Linked DNA regions of Homo sapiens: region 1 is linked to region 2. Evidence: read pairs that join two places in POLR2A ChIA-PET (ENCODE). Cell type or tissue: HepG2. All regions are shown on one strand. Each heading gives the region's core, and the rest is flanking DNA. Links, peaks and the distances in the headings are about the cores only.

What was found. ChIA-PET counts read pairs that join two places held together with the same protein. Peaks named below come from ENCODE experiments on the same cell type or tissue, not always from the same donor. Only the 100,000 strongest peaks of a DNase experiment are listed, where the experiment ranks them.
Region 1: POLR2A ChIA-PET joins it to region 2 with 10 read pairs; 2 of 35 experiments call an interaction of 5 or more read pairs at or near these places.

Annotation. Positions count from the first base shown.
Region 1 is chr19:704,467-712,784 of GRCh38, reverse strand. It overlaps PALM (paralemmin), which reads right to left and starts at 3,850. Exons shown (of 9, transcript NM_002579.3): 1 at 3,634-3,850. The coding sequence starts at 3,638. RefSeq lists a silencer at 4,604-4,840 and enhancers at 4,293-4,853, 7,718-8,318. In HepG2, for the core only: CTCF peaks have their summits at 989 (motif pointing left) and 3,961 (motif pointing left); DNase peaks (open chromatin) are centred at 4,074 and 5,124; H3K4me3 peaks cover 1,898 bases.
Region 2 is chr19:847,426-855,735 of GRCh38, reverse strand. PRTN3 (proteinase 3) reads right to left here. Exons shown (of 5, transcript NM_002777.4): 5 at 7,561-7,937. The coding sequence ends at 7,767. It overlaps ELANE (elastase, neutrophil expressed), which reads right to left and starts at 3,433. Exons shown (of 5, transcript NM_001972.4): 1 at 3,341-3,433; 2 at 2,704-2,860; 3 at 2,333-2,474; 4 at 1-172. The coding sequence starts at 3,407. RefSeq lists an enhancer at 4,199-4,911. In HepG2, for the core only: no CTCF peak of the experiment used is centred there; no DNase peak of the experiment used is centred there; H3K27me3 peaks cover 2,888 bases.

The DNA.
Region 1 (8,318 bases), core at 252-8,251, 140 kb after region 2:
AGAATCGCTTGAACCCAGGAGGCAGAGGTTGCAGTGAGCCGAGATCGCGCCACTGCACTCCAGTCTGGGTGACAGAGAGAGACTCTGTCTCCAATAAAAAAAAACCAGGCATGGCGGCTCACACCTGTAATCCCAGCACTTTGGGAGGCCAAGGCAGGTGGATCACAAGGTCAGGAGATTGAGACCATCCTGGCTAACACTGTGAAACCCTGTCTCTACCAAAAACACAAAAAATTAGCCGGGCGTGATGGTGGGCGCCTGCAGTCCCAGCTACTCGGGAGGCTGAGGCAGGAGAACCGCTTGAACCCAGGAGGCAGAGGTTGCAGTGAGCCGGGATCACACCACTGCACTGCCTGGGTGATGGAGCAAGACTCTGTCTCAAAAAAAAAAAGAAGGATCAAGGGTCAAGGGAGTTCTCACACATAAAGCATTCGGAACAGGGCCATGGAAAAGGCAAGTGTCAGCCAGGCACGTGGCTCACGCCTTTCATCCCAACACTTTGGGGAGGCCGAGGCAGGCGGATCACCTGAGGTCAGGAGTTCAAGACCAGCCTGGGCAACCTGGTGAAACCCTGTCGCTACTAAAAATACAAAAATTAGCCGGGCGTGGTGGCGGGCACCTGTAGTCATAGCTACTCAGGAGGCTGAGGTAGGAGAATTGCTTGAACCCGGGAGGCGGAGGTTGCAGTGAGTGGAGATCGCAGCACTGCACTCCAGTGTGGACAACAGAGAGATACTCTGTCTCCAAAAGAAAAAAAAAAGCATCAGAGGAATTCACACACATACAGAGCACTCAAAACAGGGCCGTGGAAAAGGCAGGTACCCACTTAATGGTTGCCGAGTGAATAAATTACGCCTGCACTTCTCAAACCACCTTCCCATGCAATGCTGTCGTCCCAGCTACTTGGGAGGCTGAGGCAGGGAAGTCGCTTGAGCCCAGGAGTTCGAGACTGGCCTGGGCAACATGGAAAAAAGAAAGAAACCACCTTCCCATGTTCCGCCACCTCCTGGACAGTATCTGTCTATTCCTTGCCTTCAAAACCACTCCAGTGTAAATCAAATCGCCTTGTTTTAGAAAGAAACATTATATTGTGATCAACACTGGGCAAACCAGAAGCCACCGCCACAAACAAGACAGCGGAAACATGGAGGAAGAAACAGATACAACGGAAGTAAAAGCTTGTTATTAAATTCAATTATCACTAGGTACTGTTGCCTTTTAACAGGCTCTGCCTCTCATTAAAAAGGGGGATTAGCAAGTGTGAAGGAGCGTTAAGGACCCAGTTAGCACCCAACGGAGACTTTCCTATTGAAAATTTCCAGGTCTGCGAGCAGGGAGGAGTCTGGGCCGGTCTTGACCATCTGTCCAGGCCCAAGTCTGTTCTCCTCCCTATCCCGGGGGTTTGAGCCTTGCCTGTACCCAGGACAGGGCTGTGGGTGCTGGAGAATGGCTGCTCCAGGCCAAAATATCTTTATTTTACCAGCCAGACCATGTGTCACGCAGGGGCCACACAAACCCTCCCAGAGCACAGAGATTCTCTCCGAAGCAGAGATTCTCCCCAGCTCCTTCCTGGACGTTCTCCTCACCTTGGCAGCATCGGCCCTGTGGTTAGCAACCCGCTAGTTCTCCTTAAATCCTCACATTAACAAAAAATAACCTGTTCTTGAATGACATTTAAAATTCTTTAAATTCTTAAATTCATTTGTGAAACTTTCCAGCGAGACGGGCACCACCACAAACCACAGCCAGCTCCCGTGTCTTCGACTGGAAAATCTGTGGAAACGGGAGGAGGCAAGCGATCACGTTCTAGCGGACGGGGCCTTCGTGCCTGAAGCCCGCCGGGGAGAAGAACGAGGGGGCAGGTGTCCAAGGCCGGGCGGCACCAGATGGGCCTGTCCCCACCCATTGTCAGCCCGGGAACCGGGGAGAGAGTCGTCCTCGAATGGCGGCTCACAGCAGCCGGTTAACACTGGGTGCCTGTCCCATGTCTGCATCCCCAAAAGCAATGATGACCCAATGGGGGACCTGTGGGCCACCCTCTGACCCAGGACGGAGAAACCGTGGAGCAGAGCAGGAGGCACCGAGGCCCCCCGGCCCCAGGTGCTGTGTGATGGAGGGGGGGTGGGGGGGGGGCAGCAGCTCCTCTCTGGGCCTCAGTATCCCCCGTGGGAAAGGAAGGGGTGGCAGGAAGGAAACAATGGGCCCGACCCGGAGTGTTCGCTGACACCCCTCCTCTGGGAGGGAGATCTCCGTCGTCCTCCTAGGCAGCCCCCTCCCCACAGCCACACCCTGCCCAGGCCTGGCTGTCAGAGGCCCAGAGGCTCCTCCGGGGCCTGGCGAGCAGGGCAGATAAACAAGGCTGGGGGGTGGGGGTGTGGAGCAGGCAAGTCTGGGCCCTGGCTCCCCTGAGCCCCTGGCTGAGCTCCCGGGGCGGGGTGACGGGGAGAGGGGTCAGGCCTTTGTCTGGGTTTTCAAAAGCAGAGGACACTGGGTGTCTCGCTTTCCCAGGGAGGGAGGGAGGCAGCGGCCCCCACCCAGCCGCGGGCGTGGCGGGTCACGGGTGAATCCCCGGGGAAAGTTGGCGGCTTAGAAAACACGCCCAGTGGGAAGGGCAGGGGGCCACAGGCGGCCTCCAGATCCGGTCTTCGGTCCTCGGGCTGGGGTGGGGACCCGGGCCTCAGCAGGGCAGCTGGCTCCCCTGTCCTGAAGTGGGCAGGTGGGTGACCCCAGGAGGAGCCTCCTGACCCCTGCCCGTGCAGTGCCCACCTGTGGGAGTGAGGGGCAGAGGGGCACCCGAGCACCGGGAGGAGGGGACCGGTGTCCGAAATGACCACGCGCCCTCGCTCGGTGCCTCCACTGGCCACCCCCCCCCCACACACACAGGCGCAGCCATGCGGGGGTCCAGGGATCCCAGCCCAGGGCCAGCCCACTCCTGTAGCTACACCAGTGGAGCCCCAGCTCCGAGACACTTCCCCGAGAGGGTATCCCACCCAGGCGCCCCGCTGGAAAACGCCGGTTCCTCTCCCTTCTCACACACCCCAGAGACCCGGGAAGCCGAGGGCAGCCCCTCTCCCTCCAGCGGTAACTCGGGACCTGCGCAGTGGCGGGGGGCTCAGGACACCCCTGGAGGCCCTTGGGAAGGGCGGGGGTGGGGGGCACCGGCCCGCGCGCGCGTCCAGGGCGCCAGGAGCCGTGCGCTCAGACTGGGGCGGGGGAAGGGTGCGTGAGCGCGAGGCCGGACCGGTGCAATCTGGGGAGGGGTCGCTCCATCTCCCCGGGGCCACCCACAGGTGGCCGAGAGCCGAGGCTCGCCCTGGAGACGCGGGCGGGGCGCGGGCGGAGACGCGAGCCTCCCCCTCCCCGCGTCCTGGACTGGCCCGAGCCGCCGCTGCCCGGGTCCCCACGCGCCGGTGGGTGGGCAGCCGGGGTCCGGGAGCGGGGAGGCCTCCCGGCAGGCGCGGCCCAGCCCGAGTCTCTTCCCGGCTGCGCTGCGGCCCCAGCAGCCCCGCGCCGCCTCCTGCTCCTCGCGGGGGCAGCGACGCCCCCAATGGGGCGCGAGAGAGGGGGCCTCCCCCCTCCCCGGCTCCCGGAGCTCCGGGCCCCCAGCCCCGCGGCCCGAGCGCGCCTACTCACTCCATCTCCCCGCCGAGGTCCGGGTGGGTCCGCGGTGCCGGGCGGGGGCGGGCGCGGGTGGCGCGCGGGGGAGGGGAGGGGAGGGGGACGCGGCCTGGCGGGGGCCGGGGCGGGCTAAGGCCTGGCGGCCGGGGCTGCGCGGCGCGGGGGCGGCGGCACCGGCTCGGGCATCGCCCCGCGCAAAGCTGCTGTTTATTGTCCGGGCGGCGGCGGGCGCGGGGGGTGGGCTGGGCGCGCGCGTCTCCGGCGCGCTCCCCTCTCCCTCCCGCCCGCCCCGCTCCCCGCCCCGCTCCCCTCCCACCTCCCCGCGCTGCGAGCGGGCGCTGCGCCTCCTGCCGGCTGCGCCGCCGCCGCCCCCCGCCCCGCGCGCCCCGCCCCGGGGCACCCCTGAGAAGGGCCTAGGTCTGGGCGCGGTGCTGGGACCCGGCTGTCACCAAGTCCCGCCCCTCCCCAGCTCCTGGGCCAGAGCCGGGACCCTCGCGAAGTCAGACAAGCAAAGGCCTTTCTCGAGAGCCCAGACGCCGAGAGGGACACACATTTCAGGGCGAGCGAGGGGATAGGGGGGTCCTGGGGAGGCCGCTGCGAGGAGCTGACAGCTCCCTGCACCCCCGGCCCCGCTCGCAGGGTCCCCAGGCCTCCTTTGCCGGAGTATCTGGTGGAGGGCGCTGTGCCTGCAAAGGCCGGGGGTTGGGGTGGAGACAACCGCAGGTGCTGATCTGTCTGTGCCCTGGCTGGGAGCTGAGCCTGGTCCCCGGGGCTGGAATTTAATCGGCCCCAGGGCCCCCATGGCACACTCACTAAAGGCCCAGCGACCAGACGACCAGAGTGAGTGAGAGGGACGGTGGAGAATCAGGGAGAGCTCAGGCTTTGTCCTCAGAGCACTGGGGAGCCACAGCAGGAGACAGGCAGGACCTGTCTTCCCCAACATGTAGGCCTTGGGCCCAGCTTCCTGGTTTCCCGTGAGAACACTGCAGACCAGCCCCAGCACACCTACTCATGGGGGTCCAGGGTGGGCAGGAAGGAAAGATTCTTCCAAACTTCTTAGTTTTCTTATAAAACGGTTCTCCTCTGCCGATGTTTGCTGAATGGCTGTAGATTTAAAGGAAAGTAGCCCCGGATGAGCTGTGGAGAAAGATACGGCAGGATGTACCCCAGGCTGAAGAAGGCCGTCAACACCTTTTCTTTATTCCTCCCTTTTTACAATGAATGTGTATTCATTTTAGCATTTAAGACAATAAGATAAATTAGCAAAGGTTAACAAAGCTAAGATCCTAAAGAATATCAGGGGTCCCGGGTCTGTCTGATTCCCAGCTCACCCATCTCCAAGCTGTGTGACCCTGGGTCTGTTTCTCAACCTCTCGGAGCCTTATTCCCCCCCACCCCCCTGCCCCCACCCTTAAGGCTGTGGGAGGGTTAACTGAGTGAGCACACACAAAGGGCTTGGCACAGGGCCCAGCACACACTAGCTCAGGGTTTGGCAAACTTTTTCTGTAAAGGGCCAGAGAGTAAATATTTTCAGCATTGCAGGCCACAGTCTCTGCGGCAATGACTCTGCTCTGCCATCGCAGAGTGAAAGTAGCCAGAGACAATATGTAAAACCATGGGCATGGCTCTGTGCCCATAAAACTTTATTTACAAAAACAGGCAGTGGGCCAGAGCTTATCCCAGGGCCGTAGTGTACTGACCCCTGCACTAGGCACCCAATAAAACTTTATTTACAAAAACAGGCAGAGGGCCAGAGCTGATCCGAGGGCCGTAGTGTACTGACCCCTGCACTAGGCACCCAATAAAACTGACCTGTGAGTCGTTTCTTCACTTCCCCTTGGCCTCTGTGTTCTTTTAGTCCAAAGTGATTTATTGAACACCTACTGTGTGCCTGGCACCGTTAGTCACCTGTGATGCAGAAGTTCCATTTTTGCGGCCAGGCGCCGTGGCTCACGCCTATAATCCCAGCACTTTGGGAGGCTGAGGCTGGTGGATCACGAGGTCAAAAGTTTGAGACCAGGCCGGGCGCGGTGGCTCACGCCTGTAATCCCAGCACTTTGGGAGGCTGAGGCTGGTGGATCATGAGGTCAAAAGTTAGAGACCAGCCTGGCCAACATGGCAAAACCACTTCTTTTTTTGGCTGGGGTGGACGGAGTTTCGCTCTTGTTGCCCAGGCTGGAGTGCAATGGCGCGATCTCGGCTCACTGCAACCTCCGTCTACCAGGTTCAAGCAATTCTCCTGCCTCAGCCTCCCTAGTAGCTGGGATTACAGGTGTGAGCCACCACGCTCGGCCAGTGAAACTCCTTCTCTACTAAAAATACAAAACTTAGCTGGGCATGGTGGTGCGCGCCTGTAATCCCAGCTACTGGGGAGGCTGAGGCAGGAGAATGGCTGGAACCCGGGAGGCAGAAGTTGCAGTGAGCAGAGATCGCGCCACTGCACTCCAGCCTGGGTGACAGAACAAGACTCCATCTCAACAAAACAAAACAAAACAAAACAAAAAAGAAGTTCTGTCCTTGGAGAGACGGTGATTTTTGTCCCCTACATAAATGATTCAGGGTGAATGAAGTGACTGTTACATGTAATCCCAACACTTCAGGAGACTGAAGCAGGAGGATCACTTGAATCCAGGAGGTGAAGACCCTGGGCTACCTAGTGAGACTTCCATTTCTACAAAAAATTAAAAATTGGGCCGGGCACAGTGACTCACGCCTGTAATCCCAGCACTTTGGGAGGCTGAGGTGGGCAGATCACCTGAGCTCTGGAGTTCGAGATCAGCCTGAGCAACATGGAGAAACCCCGTCTCTACTAAAAATACAAAATTAGGCGGGCGTGGTGGTGCATGCCTGTAATCCCAGCTACTCCAGAGGCTGAGGCAGGAGAATCACTTGAACCTGGAAGGCGGAGGTTGCAGTGGGCCGAGATCGCACAATTGCACTCCAGCCTGGGCAACAAGAGCGAAACTCCATCTCAAAAAAAATAAAAAATAAAAAATAAAAATTAGCTGGGCACGGTGGTGTGTGCCTGTGGTCCCAGTTACTTGGGAGGCTAAGGTGGGAGGATCGCATGAGCCTGGGAGGTTGAGGCTACAGTGAGCCGTGATCATGCCACTGCACTCCAGCCTGGGCAACAGAGCCAGAACCTGGCTCAAAATAAAATAAATGATTCAGGGCCAGACACAGTGGCTCACACCTGTAATCCCAGCACTTTGGGAGGCTGAGAAGGGAGGATCACTTGAGCCCAGGAGTTTGAGACCAGTCTGGGCAACACAGAAAGACCCCATCTCTACAAATTTTTTTTTTTTTTTGAGACGGAGTCTCGCTGTCACCCAGGCTGGAGTGCAATGGTGCGATCTCGGCTCACTGCAAGCTCTGCCTCCCGGGTTCATGCCATTCTCCTGCCTCAGCCTCCCGAGTAGCTGGGCCTCCCAAAGTGCTGGGATTACAGGCATGAGCCACCGCACCTGGCCCAATTTTTTTTTTAAATACTGCTCCATCCAAGGAAAGGCCACCCCCGGATTCAAACCTCTGTCTGATCTCACCCCTCTGTGACTCCCCGGAGGGCTGGGAATGGGTCTGAGAAGCATCACAAGCTGCAGGGGCCAGACCCAGGCAGGGCGGTGGGACAGGCTGCCATCGGGGTCCTTCAAGATTTTAATTATAAGGAGGAAGAAGAGACAGGGCGAGGCACGGGCTTGGGGGGTCATAGTGACCCTGCATCGGGTGGCCGGCTCCTACTCCCGAGTAAACGGAACCTGCGTGAGGAGCTGTCGAGGTGTTAATTGGTTTTTAGGTGTGACCGTGGTACTTGGTGGCAGCTGTTATTTCATTTGCTTTTGGGGACTGGTTTGTTCGGTACAGCAGTCATTAGCCATATATACATTTTTAAATGTAATTTTTCTTTTTGAGACAGAGTCTCACTCTGTCGCCCAGGCTGGAGTGCAGTGGGGTGATCTCGGCTCACTGCAATTTCCACCTCCCAGGTTCACGCCATTCTCCTGTCTCAGCCTCCCGAGTAGCTGGGACTACAGGCTCCTGACACCACGCCCGGCTTATTTTTTGTATTTTTAGTAGAGATGGGGTTTCACCGTGTTAGCCAGGATGGTCTCGATCTCCTGACCTCTTGATCCGCCTGCCTCGGCCTCCCAAAGTGCTGGGATTACAGGTGTGAGCCACCGCACACAGCCTACAAATTTTTTTTTAAAAAATTAGCTAGGTGAGGTATCATGCATCTGTAGTTCCAGTTACTCACAGGCTGAGGTAGGAGGATCAGTTGGACCCAGGAGATCGAGGCTACGGTGAGCTGTGAAGACACCACTGCACTCCAGCCTGGGTGACAGAGCCAGACCCTATCTCAAAAATAAAATAAAATAAAAGATTCAGGGTTTGAAGGGTGGTGGAGGCATTTTGTGTAAAAATAGGAGGAAGTGAGGAGGCCGTGGGGAGGGTAAGGGACTGCTGGGATCATTTCTCCCACCGCCCCAGCTCTAAACCTCCAGGACTCACACCTCCCTCCGAGCAAAAGCTAAAGTCCTCCTGCCACTCTCAAGGCCCTGCACGAAAAACTCGCGCCGCCCACACCTCCCGACTCCAGCACACACAGGCCTGGAGGTGATGCCACTTGAACCGGGGAAATGGGCCGGGCAAACGGTGGAGGGAGACGTTCCAGGTGGCCGGAACGGCCTGGCAAAGGTGTGGAG
Region 2 (8,310 bases), core at 1-8,000:
GGGACGTCACCACCGTCACGTTGAGCTCCTGCAGGACGCTGGCGATCCCACGGTTCCTGCCCAGAAGGCCCCAGCCCATGGCCAGGCACTGCACCCCGTTGCCCAGGCGGCGTCCCTGAGCCGGCAGCTGGGCCACCTGCACGTTGGCGTTGATGGTGGCCGACCCGTTGAGCTGTGGCGGTGGGGACAGATCGTCAGCGCGTCACACGGGGCAGTGATGATGACCCTCCCCTCTCCGGGCCTCAGTTTCCCCATCTCAGGTTCCACTGTGGTTCTGGGATCCTGCAGGGCAGGATACCCACCCCACACTCTGCTCCCCAAGGCAAGCCTCGGTTTCCCCATCTGTAGAGTGGGAGCCGTCACCAAGGCTCAGGGCGTTGGAGGTTGTCCCTGGATGTGGCTTGAGTGCAGGAAGCAGTAGGTGCTCAGTTAACAAAAAAACTACAGCCGGGCGCGGTGGCTCATGCTTGTAAGCCCAGCACTTTGGGAGGGCGAGGCAGGAGGATCACTTGAGGCCAGGCATTCAAGACCAGCCTGGGCAATGTGGCAAAGCCCCATGTCTACAAAAATAATAAAAAAAAATTGCCAGGTGCGGTGGCTCACGCCTATAATCCCAGCATTTTGGGAGGCTGAGGTGGGCCAATCAAAAGGTCAGGAGATCAAGACCATCCTGGCTAACATGGTTAAACCCCGTCTCTACTAACAATACCAAAAATTAGCCAGGCGTGGTGGCGGGCGCCTGTAGTCCCAGCTACCTGGGAGGCTGAGGCAGGAGAATCGCTTGAACCTGGGAGGCGGAGGTTGCAGTGAGCTGAGATTGTGCCACTGCGCTCCAGCCTGGGCGACAGAGCGAGACTTGTCTCAAAAAATATATATATATGTGTGTATATATATATTTTTATTATTTTATAAAAATATTTTTATATATTTTATATTTATTATTTTATAAAATAATAAATATTATAATTATAAATGATATTTATAATTATATAAATATTATTATAATTATAAAATAATTATAAATATTATATATTTTATTTAAATAAAATATATATTTATTATTTATAATATATGTATGTGTGTGTGTATATATATATATTAGCCAGACGTGGTGGACCCACGTGGTGGCACCTGTGGTTCCAGCTACCCCCCATTCCAAGCTGAGAGGGTGGCTTGAGCCCAGGAGATGGAGGCTGTAGTGAGCTGCGATCGCGCCACTGCACTGGGTGAGAGCTATGAGAAAACTTAGTGACAAGGAAACTCTCCCTCTAACCCTTCCCAGGGAGGAATCTTTTTTTTTTTTTTTGAGACCCAGGCTGGAGTGCAGTGGTGTGATCTCAGCTCACTGCAATCTCCGCCTCCGGGGTTCAAGCGATTCTCCTTCCTCAGCCTCCTGAGTAGTTGGCATTACAGGCACCCACAACCACACTCGGCTAATTTTTTTTTTTTGTATTTTAGTAGAGACGGGGTTTCACTATGTTGCTCAGGCTGGTCTCGAACACCTGACCTCGTGATCCACCCGCCTCAGCCTCCCAAAGTGCTGGGATGACAGGCCTGAGCCACGGGGCCCGGCGCCCAGGAAATAACCAGAACTGCAAGCCGCGGACAGGGGTGGAAAGGTGGGGACTTTTGCCCCTTTTCCCAAAGACAGAGGCGGCCCCTGCCCTGGGCCACAGGACTGGTGAATGGAGAGACACAAAGAATCTCAGTAAGTTTGTTGATTGACAGCAGATCGGGGCCTCCCTTCTCAGTAAGTTTGTTGATTGACAACAGATCGGGGCCTCCCTTCTCAGTAAGTTTGTTGATTGACAGCAGATCGGGGCCTCCCTTCTCAGTAAGTTTGTTGATTGACAACAGATCGGGGCCTCCCTTCTCAGTAAGTTTGTTGATTGACAGCAGATCGGGGCCTCCCTTCTCAGTAAGTTTGTTGATTGACAACAGATCGGGGCCTCCCTTCTCAGTAAGTTTGTTGATTGACAGCAGATCGGGGCCTCCCTTCTCAGTAAGTTTGTTGATTGACAACAGATCGGGGCCTCCCTTCTCAGTAAGTTTGTTGATTGACAACAGATCGGGGCCTCCCTTCTCAGTAAGTTTGTTGATTGACAGCAGATCGGGGCCTCCCTGCAGGATCTCATTTAACCCCTCAACGGCCCATGGCGGGTATTTTCCCGTTTCACAGAGGTGCAGACCGAGGCGCGGAGAGGGGACCACCCAGCCCACGATGCCACCCCAGGTCCCCACGAGCGGCCCCGACGCGCCCCTCCGTCGCAGCCTCCACCCTCCCCAGGCCTCTGGCCTCCGCCCCTGCGCCCCCCGCCCCGCCCGGCGGCACCTGGAGAATCACGATGTCGTTGAGCAAGTTTACGGGGTCGTAGCCGTTTTCGAAGATGCGCTGCACGGCGAACACCTGCCGGGTGGGCTCCCGCCGCGAGAGGTTATGGGCTCCCAGGACCACCCGCACCGCGCGGACGTTTCTGCCGGGGAGGGAGAGGCGGGGCTCAGGGGCGGCCCCGGGGGTCGGGGCTCAGCCGCGCCTTGTCGTCCCCATCCGGCGACGGGCCTGAGGGCGAAGGTGCTCGAGGGGCCCCGCGGGCCCTGGACGGACCCCCCCCCGCCAGCAGCCCCGGCCCCGGCCTCCCCCCACCCACCTCACAGACCGGGACGCGGGGTCCGAGCCGGGCGCGCACACTCCCGGCTACTCACACATTCGCCACGCAGTGCGCGGCCGACATGACGAAGTTGGGCGCAATCAGGGTGGCGCCGCAGAAGTGGCCTCCGCGCAGCTGCAGGGACACCATGAAGGGCCACGCGTGGGGCCGCGCTCGCCGGCCCCCCACAATCTCCGAGGCCAGCGCGGTGCCTGGGGACACACCGGGTGCGGGTGCTGAGTGCCTGCCAAGGAGCCTGTCCCCTCCCGGCCACGGGGCCTCTGGATCCCCCACCAGGAACCCACGGGATCCCCCACCGGGAACCCACGGGATCCCCCACCGGGAACCCACGGGATCGGGGCCGTTCGCACCCCTGTTGTTCAGATGAGGAAACTGAGGCACGGAGAGGCAAAGGGACCTCCCCACGGTGCCCCTCCAAGGCACAGACAGACCTGGACTTGAACCCAGAGGGCGACCTGCGACCCCCCCCCCCTCCCCGGTTTTCAAACCCCAACTCTGGGCTCCTGGTGGTGGCTTCACCGCTCAGAACCTCAGTCTCTTCTGGTCTCCTTGTCCCAGCTGGCACCTCCCCTGTGAGGATGAGGGACCCACACTGGTGGGGCCCTCTATGGAGAGGTGGGAACAGAACCCGGGACAGAGGGAGCAGCGGGAGGTTGGACTCAAAAACTCACCCCCCAGCAGCAAGGCCGGCAGGACACAGGCGAGGAAAAGACACGCGAGTCGGCGGCCGAGGGTCATGGTGGGGCTGGGGCTCCGGGGTCTCTGCCCCTCCGTGCCCGCCCGGCTCCTCTTATAGCCCTGTGCTGGGAGGCCGTTGCATTGCCCCACGGCCGGCCAGCGCCCTCCACTTCCTCTCCCCTGGCACAGGGCGTTGATGAAAAGGGGGAGAAGGGGGACAAGACGCTGGATTGGCTCGGGTGGGGCCTCCAGACAAAATTCAGGATGCACAATCGCATTCAAATGTCAGATAATCAATGTGGGTTTTTTAATTTATTTTTTTGGAGACAGAGTCTTGCTCTATCGCCCAGGCTGGAGTGCGGTGGCGTGATCCCGGCTCACGGCAACCTCCGCCTCCCAGGTTCAAGTGATTCTCCTGCCTCAGCCTCCTGAATAGCTGAGATTACAGGCACCTGCCACCACTCCCGGCTAATTTTTGTATTTGTAGTAGAGACAGTGTTTCGCCCTGTCGGCCAGGCTGGTCTTGAACATCTGACCTCGGGTGATCCGCCTGCCTCAGCCTCCCAGAGTGCTGGGATCACAGGCGTGAGCCACTGCGCCTGGCTAATTTTTTGTATTTTTAGTAGAGACGGGGTTTCACCGTGTTGGCCGGGCTGGTCTCGACGTTTTTTTTTTAATCTAAGTCTCTTCCAAATGAGGCCCAGGATATACTTACCCGAAATTCAGATTTAACCGAGCGTTGCTGTGTTTTTGCCAAACCTGCCAAACCTAGACCTGAGGGACTTGATGGGGGTGGCCTCGCCTGCCTCAGTTTACCCAGGGCCCCGTGATACCGGCCACATGCAGCTGTGTCGCCTGCCTCTGTTTATCCAGGGCCCCGTGATACCGGCCACATGCAGCTGTGTCACCTGCCTCAGTTTACCCAGGGCCCTGTGATACGGCCACATGCAGCTGTGTCGCCTGCCTCAGTTTACCCAGGGCCCTGTGATACCGGCCACATGCAGCTGTGTCGCCTGCCTCAGTTTACCCAGGGCCCTGTGATACCGGCCACATGCAGCTGTGTCGCCTGCCTCAGTTTACCCAGGGCCCTGTGATACCGGCCACATGCAGCTGTGTCGGGCACTCACTGCGCAATAGGCACTTCTCTGGTCCTTCCCAGGGTTCCTGTTTGGGAACTGAGGCACGTCAAGGGCCTCCCCCAGGAGCTGCGAGTGTAACCCAGGCCTCTGGGACCCGCAGCTGGACGGAGATCTGGGGCCGGCTCACTCCAGCCGCTCCCTGAACCTCAGGGCTCATTCTTGGGGGCCAGGCCTTCCATCCTCTCCTCGTCTGTTGCCTCCAACGGGGAACTCACTTTCACCCAGGCTCACGGTCAGTCCCTGGACACCAGCTGGGGCTCTGACAATCTCTCCCGCCCTTCTGCCTTGGTGAGCTTCCCTGAAGCCCTCCCCGCCTGAGGCAGGGGCTGGGCGGGCATCTGGCAGGGCTGCTGGAGAGAGAATTCCTGTCCAGGCCGGGAGGCTGGAGTGAGGACCAAGCCTGAGGGCTTCCGCCTGGAGGAACTGGCAGGGGAGCTGGAGTCCCAGCTGCGGGAAAGGGATTCCCAGGACCCAGCCCCGGGCTCCGGGCCCCGTTCCTCTTCCCATCTCCCCCACGATGTTCCAGCTGCAACGGCCGGGCCAAGGCTGTCGCAAGAACCAACGTCCTCCTGGCTCCAGGACAAGGGGAGGGGAAGGGAACCAACGGGCCTGTCTCCAGGAATAGGCGGGGCGAGGGCACCCGGGGACACGCAGAGCCTGGGCCAGGCTGGAGTCCTGACGTGACCACAGGCAAGTGGACCCCCATGGCTCTCGGGTTAGGGAGACAATGGCCCTGCCCTCCCAGAGCCTGGCACACAGCAGGCGCTCAGTCCATGTCTGCCCTGTCCTCAGCTTAATCAGACACACACTACCCTGCCTTCTCCCCTCCCCTTTTGGCAGGGTTCCCACCTTGCTGCCTTAACATCACCACAGTGCACTTAGTAAGCGCCTACTGTCTACACAGCCCTGTTTCAAGTCGGGGGTGGGGGGATTTCAGGGGTGGGGGACGCCGTATCTTTGGAAGGGGCTTGGCCTCCAGCACGGAGATCAGACTTGGCGTCAGCTGCATTTATTGAGCACCAGCTGTATACTACATTCTCACGTGCAGTCATTATTAAGTGTGCCGACGCTGGGTTCATATCCTGGTTCTGGTGTGGCCATTTGGCCACTGTGTAACTTCAGGCCCCTGAAATAAACTCTCCGTGACTCAGTTTCCTCCTCTGTAAAATTATAATCGTAGGATCCATCACATAAACCTGTCAAGAGGATGAAATAAATTCACGTTCATAAAGTTCTTAGCTAAGAAAGTGTTGTCTGGCCGGGCGCGGTGGCTCAGGCCTGTAATCCCAACACTTTGGGAGGCTGAGGCGGGTGTATCACCTGAGGTTGGGAATTCCAGCCTGACCAACATGGACAAACCCCGTCTCTACCAAAAATACAAAATTAGCCTGGCGTGGTGGTACCTGCCTGTAATCCCGGCTACTCGGGAGACTGAGGCAGGAGAATTGCTTGAACCTAGGAGGCGGAGGTTGCAGTGAGCCGAGATCATGCCACTGCACTCCAGCCTGGGCGACAGAGCGAGACTCCGTCTCAAAAAAAAAAAAAAAAAAAAAAAAAAAAAGAAAGTGTTGCTTTGAGAGCTGGTTCACCATTAACTGTGGCAGGGAAGGTAGGGGTGTTATGGTCACAGCGGGTGTAGACTCCGAGGGGGACGTGGGGTCTTCTGGGAGGCCAGGAGATTGCTAAGATTACAGTGACCTGGAGGTGTTCATATGTAAAGAGTCACTGAGGACCCACCTGGGCAACACAGCCAGACCCCGTCTCTACAAAAACTAAGAAAATAGCTGGGTGTGGTGGCACCTGTAGTCCCAGCTACTCGGGAGGCTGAGGTGGGAGGATCACTTGAGCCCAGGAGGTTGAGGCTGCGGTAAGCCAAGATTGCACCACTGCACTACAGACTGGGCGACAGAGTGAGACCCTGTCTCAAAAATAAATAAGTAGGCCAGCTGTAAATAAGTAAGTAGGCTCACGCCTGTAAACCCAGCACTTTGGGAAGCTGAGGCGGGTGGACCACCTGAGGTCAGGAGTTCGAGACCAGCCTGGACAACGTGGTGAAACCCTGTCTGTACTAAAAATATAAAAATTAACTGGGCGTGGTGGTCTGTGCCTGTAGTCCCAGCTACTCCGGAGGCTGAGGCAGGAGAATCGCTTCAACCCGGGTGGCGGAGCTTGCAGTGAGCCGAGATCACACCACTGCACTCCAGCCTGGGTGACAGAGCGAGACTCTGTCTCAAAAAAATATTAAAAAGAAAAAAAAAACACCAGCAATGAGCTTCATTTCTTCTCTACACGTGTCCTGGAGCAGGTCGTCCCCTCTCTGTGGCTAATGCCTCCTTCTAGTGGCCACTTGCCCGTCTTTGAGCTGGACTGTGAGTCCCACCTCTTCCCCGCCTCGGACCTCCCCTCTGGCCACCCCCCCACCCAGTTCATTGCTCATGCTTCTACCAGGGAACTCCTGCCCTGCCTACCCCTCCTACGAGAAATAGCGCTCCAACCCCATTACCCCTCCCCTGCACCCACATCCCTCCCCTGCCTGCCCTCCTCCCCGTCCCCTGGCCTCTAGCCCTCAGGTCTCTGCCTGGACTGTGCCCCCTGCCTGGCAGCCCTTCGGATGTTTCTGTTCACACCTTGATATGCAGCTCTGGCACTGCCACCTCCTCCAGGAAGCCCCCCAGGCTGCTTCCCCATCCCCATCCCCTTCCTCAAGGAGTCCCTGAGCCAGCAGGGACAGTTCTAGGAAACGTCTGGGGCGAGTCCATTTTCCAGATGAGGAAACTGAGGCACGGAGATGAATAACAACCTGCCCAGGGCCACCCTGATGGGGCCGGGTTAGAACCCACAGCCACGAGCATCCAGGAGAGAGACCCCCTGCAACCTGGGCCCCCATCCCCCGCTCCGACTCCCCCCATCCTGAGTTTGGGGCTCGGGGACTTGAACCCAGGGGACCTCTCCCTGGTTCCCTCCCTATATGGGAAGGACAGACAGGAGCCAGGGGGAGTTTCAACGTTTATTGAGGTCACGGTGGGCAGTTCCCCCTCCCCTCCCTATATGGGAAGGACAGACAGGAGCCAGGGGGAGTTTCAACGTTTATTGAGGTCACGGTGGGGTGAGGTGCAGGGCCGGCCTGTCTCCCGGAGCCCCGTGGGAGGGAGTGTGGGGGGACGGGTGGGGCCGTCCCGGACGCCACAGTGTTCGGGGAAGAGCTGCTTCTGTCCAAAGATCCGCCTCGAGGGTTTGGAGCCAGGCTCGGGGTCCCGGCCAGCGCTGTGGGAGGGGCGGTTCAGGGGCGGCCCTTGGCCTCCACACGGCGCAGCGTGGAACGGATCCAGTCCACGTAGAGGGCTACCCGCGTGAAGAAGTCAGGGAAAAGGCGGGTGGCACATCCCCAGATCACGAAGGAGTCTATTCCTTGGATGATGCCATCACAGATCAGGGGGCCACCTGAGTCTCCCTGGAGGACAGGGACGGCCAGTCACCCATCAGGGGCCACCTGAGTCTCCCTGGAGGATGGGGACGGCCAGTCACCCATCAGGGGCCACCTGAGTCTCCCGGGAGGATGGGGACAGCCAGTCACCCGGGCTGGCCCCAGGCAGCCAGGAAGGGGGCTGGGGTAGCCACAGCTGTTTCAGAATAAAATGCTTCCAATATGGAACTTTCTTTCTTTCTTTCTCTCTCTCTCTCTCTCTCTCTCTCTTTCTTTTTCTTTCTTTCTTTCTTTCTTTCTCTCTTTTTCTTTCTTTCTTCTTTCTTTCTCTCTCTATCTCTTTCTTTCTTTCTCCTTTTGTTTTGTTTTGTTTTGTTTTTGTTTTGTTTGCGACAGAGTC